Linked DNA regions of Mus musculus: region 1 is linked to region 2. Evidence: chromatin loops called from intact Hi-C (ENCODE). Cell type or tissue: heart. All regions are shown on one strand.

What was found. Hi-C counts contacts between places; a loop is a spot of excess contacts. Peaks named below come from ENCODE experiments on the same cell type or tissue, not always from the same donor. Only the 100,000 strongest peaks of a DNase experiment are listed, where the experiment ranks them.
Region 1: a loop joins it to region 2, with 2.7 times the contacts of the local background. A loop is called at or near these places in 1 of 42 quality-filtered maps.

Annotation. Positions count from the first base shown.
Region 1 is chr9:73,111,498-73,115,497 of GRCm38, forward strand. Rsl24d1 (ribosomal L24 domain containing 1) reads left to right here and starts at 1,972. Exons shown (of 6, transcript NM_198609.2): 1 at 1,972-2,086; 2 at 3,391-3,504. The coding sequence starts at 2,006. In heart, no CTCF peak of the experiment used is centred here; a DNase peak (open chromatin) is centred at 1,944; H3K4me3 peaks cover 2,124 bases; H3K27ac peaks cover 1,274 bases.
Region 2 is chr9:72,983,492-72,987,491 of GRCm38, forward strand. It overlaps Ccpg1os (cell cycle progression 1, opposite strand), which reads right to left and starts at 1,885. Exons shown (of 2, transcript NM_001198789.1): 1 at 1,650-1,885. The coding sequence starts at 1,676. It overlaps Ccpg1 (cell cycle progression 1), which reads left to right and starts at 2,013. Exons shown (of 9, transcript NM_001286544.1): 1 at 2,013-2,182. In heart, a CTCF peak has its summit at 2,214; DNase peaks (open chromatin) are centred at 1,960 and 2,620; H3K4me3 peaks cover 1,788 bases; H3K27ac peaks cover 1,493 bases.

The DNA of each region.
Region 1 (4,000 bases), 130 kb after region 2:
ACTGTATACAATGACAAATGGTCTGAAAGTACATTTGAAACAATCAGACTAATCTTTGATTAACTGTTGCTAGGAAGTAGCTAGGGAGTAACTCTGGCCCAGGACAAGCCCTGGGGTCCTTCCTGGTACTTGGGTGCAGCTTGGGTTCAGCTGCAGGCCAAGTCTCAGGCTTGCTTTAAGATGGAGGCTGGTCCCAAGATGGAGTAGGTTTGGCCTCTCAGACCATATTTTAAATATTTCAATATACGATCAGCAGGTAAATATCAAGCCAGTATGGTGGCACACCTCTACAGTATCAGCACAGATCATGATTTCTAGGGAACCCTGTGCTGTATATTGAGACGGAGACCTCAAAAACAGAACGAGGCACTGGAGAGATGACTCAGAGGCTAAGAGCACTGGCTGCTCTTCCAGAGGACTTGGGTTCAGTCCCAGGGTCCACATGGAGACTCGCACCTATCTCTATCTCCAGTTCCCGGGATCCTATGCCCTCTTCTGACATTGGCTGGCACAGCACACACAATGTGCACATACTAAACAAGTAAAACACATAAAATAATACGATTTAAAAAATAGCAAGGCATGGTAGTACACTCCTTTTTTAAAAAAAGATTTATTTATTATTATTATATGTAAGTACACTGTAGCTGTCTTCAGACACACCAGAAGAGAGTGTCAGATCTCATTAGGGATGGTTGTGAGCCACCATGTGGTTGCTGGGACTTGAACTCAGATCTTTGGAAGAGCAATCAGTGCTCTTAACCGCTGAGCCATCTCTCCAGCTCCCACCCCTCCCCTTTAAAATATTTTATTTTTATTTTCACGTGCATTGGTATTTTGCCTATAAGTCCTCTGGACCCAGGTCCTCTGGAAGAGCAGTGCTCATCACTTCAGCCCCTCTCCTTTAAAATTTATTTTATATGTGTAGGAAGTTTGGTTACATATATGTCAGTGTACTGTGTGTATGTATGCCCGGTGCCTGTGGAGGCCAGAAGAGGGCATCAGATCCCTTGGAACTGGAGTTACAGATGGTTGTGAACTGTCATGTGAGTTCTGGGAATCAAATCTGGGTCCTCTGGAAGAACAACCAGTGCTCTTAACCCTAGAGCCATCTCTCCAGCACCTGGTAGCACACCCCTTTAATCCCAGTACTAAGGAGGCAGAGGTAGGGAGATCTCTTATTAGATCGAGTCCAGCTTGGTTTACATAGCCAGTTCCAGATTACACAAAACGAGACCCTCTGCCAAAATACAAAATCAGTTAAGCATCCCTTGGACCCACATGGTGAGAGGAAAGAACCAACTCGTCCAAGCTGTCCTGACTTTGAGTAGGTTGCTCTCCTAAGACCAGGGTGGAAGTTTTTTTTTTTTTTTTTAATTTTATTTTGTTTTATTATATGTAAGTACACTGTAGTTGTCTTCATTCACTCCAGAAGAGGGAGTCAGATCTCTTTAGGGATGGTTGTGAGCCACCATGTGTTGCTGGGATTTGAACTTCAGACCTTCAGAAGAGCAGTTGGGTGCTCTTACCCACTGAGCCATCTCACCAGCCCCGGGTGGAAGGTTTTAGTTGTGTACTCCTGCCAAGTCCTTTGGGGAAGACAAGCCTGGAGTAAAGCAGACTTTGGTACAATCCGGTGTGGGGGAGCGTGCCCGTGGCAAAGCACAAGCACCGCAATAGCGCTATGGAATGAGTATACCGGGAAAAATTCCAAAGCGCCCGTACGGTAGATCTCACAGAACCAAAAAGTCAAACTCCCAGATGCAGTCTATAGCCTCTGCGTCTGCGCGGGACGCTGCTGCTGCTGCTGCTGCTGCTGCTGCTGCTGCTGCTGCTGCTGCTGCTGCGCACACGCGGGTCAGGTGGTGCCTTTACCTTCAGCTCATTCATATTCTAAGATACCATTTCCGGGTCGGGTCAGGGACTCGCTTCCGGCGACTAGGAAGTGACGTACCACTTCCTCTCCAGCTCCGCGTCCCGAAGGTGGGTCCCACGCGGGGTCAACATGAGGATCGAAAAGTGTTATTTCTGCTCCGGGCCGATCTACCCGGGGCACGGCATGATGTTCGTCCGCAACGATTGCAAGGTGAGGCGGCCGTGGCCCGCACGCTCCGGACGGCTCGGGGACTGGAGCGCGCTCTGCTCGCGCCGGGTTCTGAACGCCGTGGAGTGGCCTGGGCTGGACCCGGCGTCGGTTCACTGCCGGCGAGGTCTCCTCGTTGCTGTCAGACGCTCATCTCATCCGCAGGCCACCCGGCTTGCCGCAGGGTCAGGAAGTCGGTCGAATTAATGCTTAAGGAGGCTCATGCTCTCGTACAGTGGGAGGTGGGGTTGTCTGTAGCGGTTAATGGACATGGTGCCTGAGCCTTATAGACTTTTGCATTGTTGCTGGAGATGAGCTAGGAGAAAGACAGCATGGGGGTTCTTTGGGGGGGATTAACTGGCTACTTCGGCAGCCTTCACTATCCCACTTCTTGAAGGTTCTCACGGAATGAAGTATGTAAGCAAAAGCATTATGATTTGTGCCGCATGCACAGGCTTTCTTAGTTTAGGTTTCTGTTTCTGAGCGGGTCACACATTTTAGTTACCATACTCAGCTTTCTTTGCTAGCGCCCAGTAACCTCAAAGGCTTACTTTTTATGTTGCTTCCAGTGACACACAGAAATTGCATTATTAATTATTTTTGGTTTTTCGAGACAGGGTTTGGTTTTTCTGTATAGCTCTGGCTGTCCTGGAACTCACTCTGTAGACCAGGCTCAGAAATCCGCCTGCCTCTTGTCTCTCCCAAGAGCTGGGATTAAAGGCGTGCGCCACCACTGCCAGGCTCCAGATAGCGTTTTGTTGTTGTTGTTGTTTTTTGTTTGTTTGTTTGTTTTGTTTTTTTGTTTTTTTTTGTTTTTTTTTTCCGAGACAGGGTTTCTCTGCATAGCCCTGGCTGTCCTGGGACTCACTTTGTAGACCAGGCTGGCCTCGAACTCAGAAATCCGCCTGCCTCTGCCTCCCAAGTGCTGGGGATTAAAGGCGTGCGCCACCACGCCCGGCTGAGAAGGTCTTTAAGGAGCTTTTTCTTAGACTATTCCTTCACTTAAGGCCAGTGTAAGGTATTATTCTCTAAAGTGATTAGTGATGGTTTCCGGGTGCTTAGCCTGGTAGAGATGATGTCGGACACCCATCAAACACTTGAGTGTCCTTCTGTTCTGATGTCGCATGTGATTCTAGGTGTTGTCCTTAGTTCTTATGTGAGTGTCTTTTTTTTTTTTGCTTTACAGTAGTTTTTTGTTTGTTTGCTTTTTCTTTTTGGTTGGCTGGGGGGGGCCGGGGGGGGCATGTAGAAACATTTTTATTGTTGACTCTTCAGCTCCTCGGTATTTTAACTTGAGTGTCCTGTAGGTGTTCCGATTCTGCAAATCCAAGTGTCATAAAAACTTTAAGAAGAAGAGAAACCCACGCAAGGTCAGGTGGACTAAAGCCTTCCGGAAAGCAGCTGGCAAGGAGCTCACGGTGGTGAGTGCGGGTGGTGGCCTGGCCTGAGCATGGGCCCCGCAGTGTGCCTGCTTCTTTATTTCTCATACTCACACGATCCTAAAGTCCATTGTTCTGTAGACTTCTAAAAAGTGAAAAACTGCTACCCTAGTATGTAAAAGTTGGTTTGTTTATTTTTTGTTCTTTTTTCTTTTCTTTTGTTTCTTCTCTGTCTCTCTTTCTCTGTCCCTGTCTGTGTCTCTCTCTTCTCCCCAAAACTGTTTTTGGCTTTGGCAAAGAAGAAGAAAAATCATGTAAATGGGTTGGATGAAGTGGGAACTTGGACTTTCAGGGCTGGGTGGAGGTTGGGAGATGAGCTGAAGAGCCCCTGAGTAGCACTGGGGCTCAGGTGTGGTTTGTAACAGACACGTACTGGTTTCTGCGTGTCCTTGGTAGGACTCTGTCGGAGAACAAAAGCTAGAAGTGTTGGTATTAGGGCAAGCCAAGGGCTGAGGTAAGGGTACTTGGTGTCTGAAGA
Region 2 (4,000 bases):
CTACTACTGGCCCTAAAACTAAATCACCTTTCTTGCCTCTCTTTTACATCTTGCTCCCTTTCCCTTCCTCCTTTCTCCACATGGTCATGGCTGGTCTCTACTTCTCTACTCTCTCCTTCTCTCTGCCTTTCTCTGCTTCTACTACTCTCTTAACTCCCCTCCACAAGCCCTAAATAAACTCTATTCTACATTATAAACAAAACAAAACAAAACAAAACAAAAAGCCCTAAATCACTGTAGTGGCTATTCCTGGTTGTCAACTTGACTATATTTGGAATGAACTACAATCCAGAATTGGAAGGCTCACCAGTGACCCTTATCTGGAGGCTTGGAGATAGAAGATTCTGATCTGGATCTTGGTATGGAGATCTTGAGGCATAGTGGCTATGGATTCCAGAGGATTAAATCTCCGAGTTCAAGGTCATCCGGGATTAAAGGTGTGGTAGAACACACCTTTAATCTGGGCTACACCTTCTGCTGGAGACAATATAAGGACATTGGAAGAAGGGAGTCTTGCTCTTGCTCCTTCGCCTGCTTGCTGTGTGAGACTGAGTGAGTAACTGCTGGATCCTTGGACTTCCATTCACAGCTGCGACTGAACCATTGTTGGGAATTGGGCTGGGGACTGTAAGTCATCAATAAATTCTTTTACTATATAGAGACTATCCATAGGTTCTGTGACTCTAGAGAACCCTGACTAACACAATCACCTTCAGGTCTAGATTTAATGATTTTAAAAAGTCACTTCAATAATCCAAGTCACCAGGTGTCTTATCTACACCAAGTCATGGGGGACCGTGCTATCTCGTCTACAGCTCATAAGTAATCAAAGTAAGTACCACTTTACAAACCCACTCACTGTAAAGCCAGCTTTGTTATTTAAATTTTCGCCTGTTCACCAAGTTGGAAGAGCAGAGTGTAGTAGCATAGGCCTGTAATCCTAACACTTGGGAAATAAAGGCAAGGGGTTCTGGAATTCAGTGCCAGCTACACAAAGAATTTAAAGTCAGCCCGAGTTACTCTGAGAAGCTCTGTCTCAAAAAAAACCCACCACCCAGAACTCCCCTCTCACCCAAACAAAAACGAGGGGTTAGGGATCTACCTCCTTTGTAGAGGGCTTTCTTAGCTTGTGTGAGGCTTGAGGTTCAATCCCTAGTTACAGCAACACAAATATCAGATCTAAATGTGAACTAGCTTTTGCCCAACATCAGCTTGTTGAATGGTTTCCTTTACTGTTTACTCACTAGACAGGTAGGGGACAGAGGAACGGTAACTTCCCTCTGGGGTGAGTGCACTCCTATTCACCCTCTTCCATCCTTTTAGACTAGGCATACTCTAAGTGACAAAAACATGAAGGTTCTAGGGCTGGGAGGTGTAGTTCAGTAGAACAGAGATTACCTACCATGCACAAGTCCCTGAGTTCGATCCCCACGACTGCAAATAGATAATGCAAAACAAAAACCATCCTGGACAAAAGATCATTTGTAGTGAGGTGCCTCCTATACACCTTCAGAGTAATTACTTTGTGGATCGTGCATTTAAACTTGTAAATATAACAGCTTGGTGACTAGTGAGTGGGAGTAGATGGTGCCTCAAACACTATTATGAATTCGACTTTCAAAAGCATCTAGCTCTCTGCCCAAACCCACCAAGTCGCAGTCTGTCTCTCTCGCCATCTTAATCTCTTCGGCAAAAGCAACTCTTTCCTGATAGCGAGAAGTCTGGCGAAGGCGTAGGGCCCAGTCTTCTTACAGAACCGACGGAAAGCAACAGCAAGACGATCGGAGTCCCGTAAACTACAATTTCTGGGGAGGAAGACGGTGGGTGGAAACCCTCCGTCTTCCAGTGTGGCAGCCCGTCTCCGTGGCAACCGGCTGCAGGCGTGGGAGCCCGGATGTTGTGGAGATCCGCAGTCGCTCCGCCCAGCTTCCGGTAGCCTCAGGGGTGCGGGCCGTACGCATCTTCGGGAGTCGTAGTTCTTTTTGCTCGCCGCGAGCTGGCAGGAGACGTAGGAGGAACTTCAAGTCCCAGCATGCCTTGCTGCGCCGCGCCTGCCACCGCTTCCCCGCTGCGGACGCCTGCGAGCAGGTTGTTGTTTTTATGAGGCGTCACTGGCGTCTGGAGCGCGGACGCCGCCACGGTGACAGCTGGCGCGGTCGGGCGGAAGAGGCGCTGTCTTCGGGTAAGACCCTGGGGCGCAGGTCGGGCTGATGGGGCGGCCGCGGGCTGCAACTCGTACCTTCGGGCGCAGCGCCGGGAGGCTTTCTCCTGGTGGATGCCTTGGTCCTCGGGCGACCTCGGGCGGAGGGCGCGACCTGGCAGGTGTTAGGCGCGGGCTCGCAGGCTGCAGCCCCGCGAGCTCGGAGCTGGGCGCCCCGGGATTCAGGTGCAGCTGCATCCGTATGCTGAGATGCCGCGTGCGTCACTCTGAGCCGGCTCGGAGGTCCCAGGTGTCAGGAATAGAAAAGTGTGCACCCCAGAAGTATACTCCTATTCAGCCCCGAAGCCTGTTCTCCGCCCGTTCTTCACGCTTCCCCTCCGGGTCCTTACCAGCGTTTGTTAGGCTGACGGCTTGTCCTAAGTAGCAGCTGCGCGTGTGTCGTTTGTGTTTACCTCTCATTTATCCCAACTCTGCCAGGGGCAGCGCCCGAGTTCTAGACCGCAACCAGCTGGGGTGTTTTCCTTAAGGGTGAACCATCATGCACTGCCCTCTCCCACTTTTGCTTTATTGGCTGTATGGGGCTGCTTGTCCCTAGAAAGGGCAACCAGTTGGTTATTCTCAGTTAGGGGTGCTATGAGACCTTTCCAGCAAGGTCACATAATGTTTGAAATGTCAGCACTAACTATCTTAAAGACCCAATATTTTTTCTTTCGCCTTTTTTTTTTTTTTTTGGAGTGGGTGGATTGGGTTTTTTTGGTTTGTTTGTTTTTGTTTTTTGAGGTAGGGTTTCTCTGTGTATCTCCACCTATCCTAAAACTTGCACTGTAGTCCAAGCTGACCTCCAACTCAGAAATCCGTTTGCCTCTGCCTTCTGAGTCCACCGACTAACTTTAAGATCCCAATCTTAATAGGTCTTAGATTTCTCAGGGGATATTTATCATGTATAACTGGTGTGAGTAGTTTGCTATTCTGACAAGCTCAAGTCACAGGGGAACTGAGAAGGTTGTTAAGGGTGAGTTAATGCTTTTGGCTTTTTTTTCTTGCTGTGTATCTCTGGCTGTCCTGATACTAATATATCCCAGGCTAGACCTGGGAGTTCTCTTGCCTAAGCGTCCTAGGCACTGTGATCGTAGTTGGGTACCATGGAGCCTGCTGTAAATGCTGTTTTAACCCTGTTACACCAAAGTTGAAATTCCAGTTAAAGGTGGTACCCCAGATATTTAGAAACTGAAGCAGGGGAATGGCAAGTTTGAGACCACTTGAGCAATATAGTGGAGAGCATATTTCTGTATAAAAAGACCGGAGAATGTAGTTCTTTGGTACAGTACTTGCTTAATGTATGTGAGGCCCTGAGTTTAAGCCCCAGGATGATCAGAACAACTCCTAGAACCAGTTTTGTACTGTAAGCCAAAGAATAGACTGTTGTGTTTCCATTGGAGTTTTAAGGATATTTAGTTATGAAGGTGATTGTCTAGGATGTGAAACTAAACTGACCTCTTTACGCTTTACTGTGTTTTCTGGGGATGCACCACCTTTTTTTTTTTTTTTTTTTTTTTAAAAGATGTGTTTTTGTATGTTTTGTCTGCTGTAAAGGCAGCTTGTGTATGCAGTGCCTGTGGAGACCAGAAGAGTTGGGAACTGTCCTCCTAGTATTTGTTCTCCACCATTGAGCTGTTTCTTCAGCTCTGAAATCTTTAAAAGACAGCATCTCATATAGCCCAGGCCAGCTACCAGTTGGCTATGTAGCCTTGAATTCTACATGCTCTTGCCTCCATTATCTTTAGATTCTTTAAGTATGACTTTCTAAAGTAAATGGGCTGGCAAGGTGTCTCCATGGGT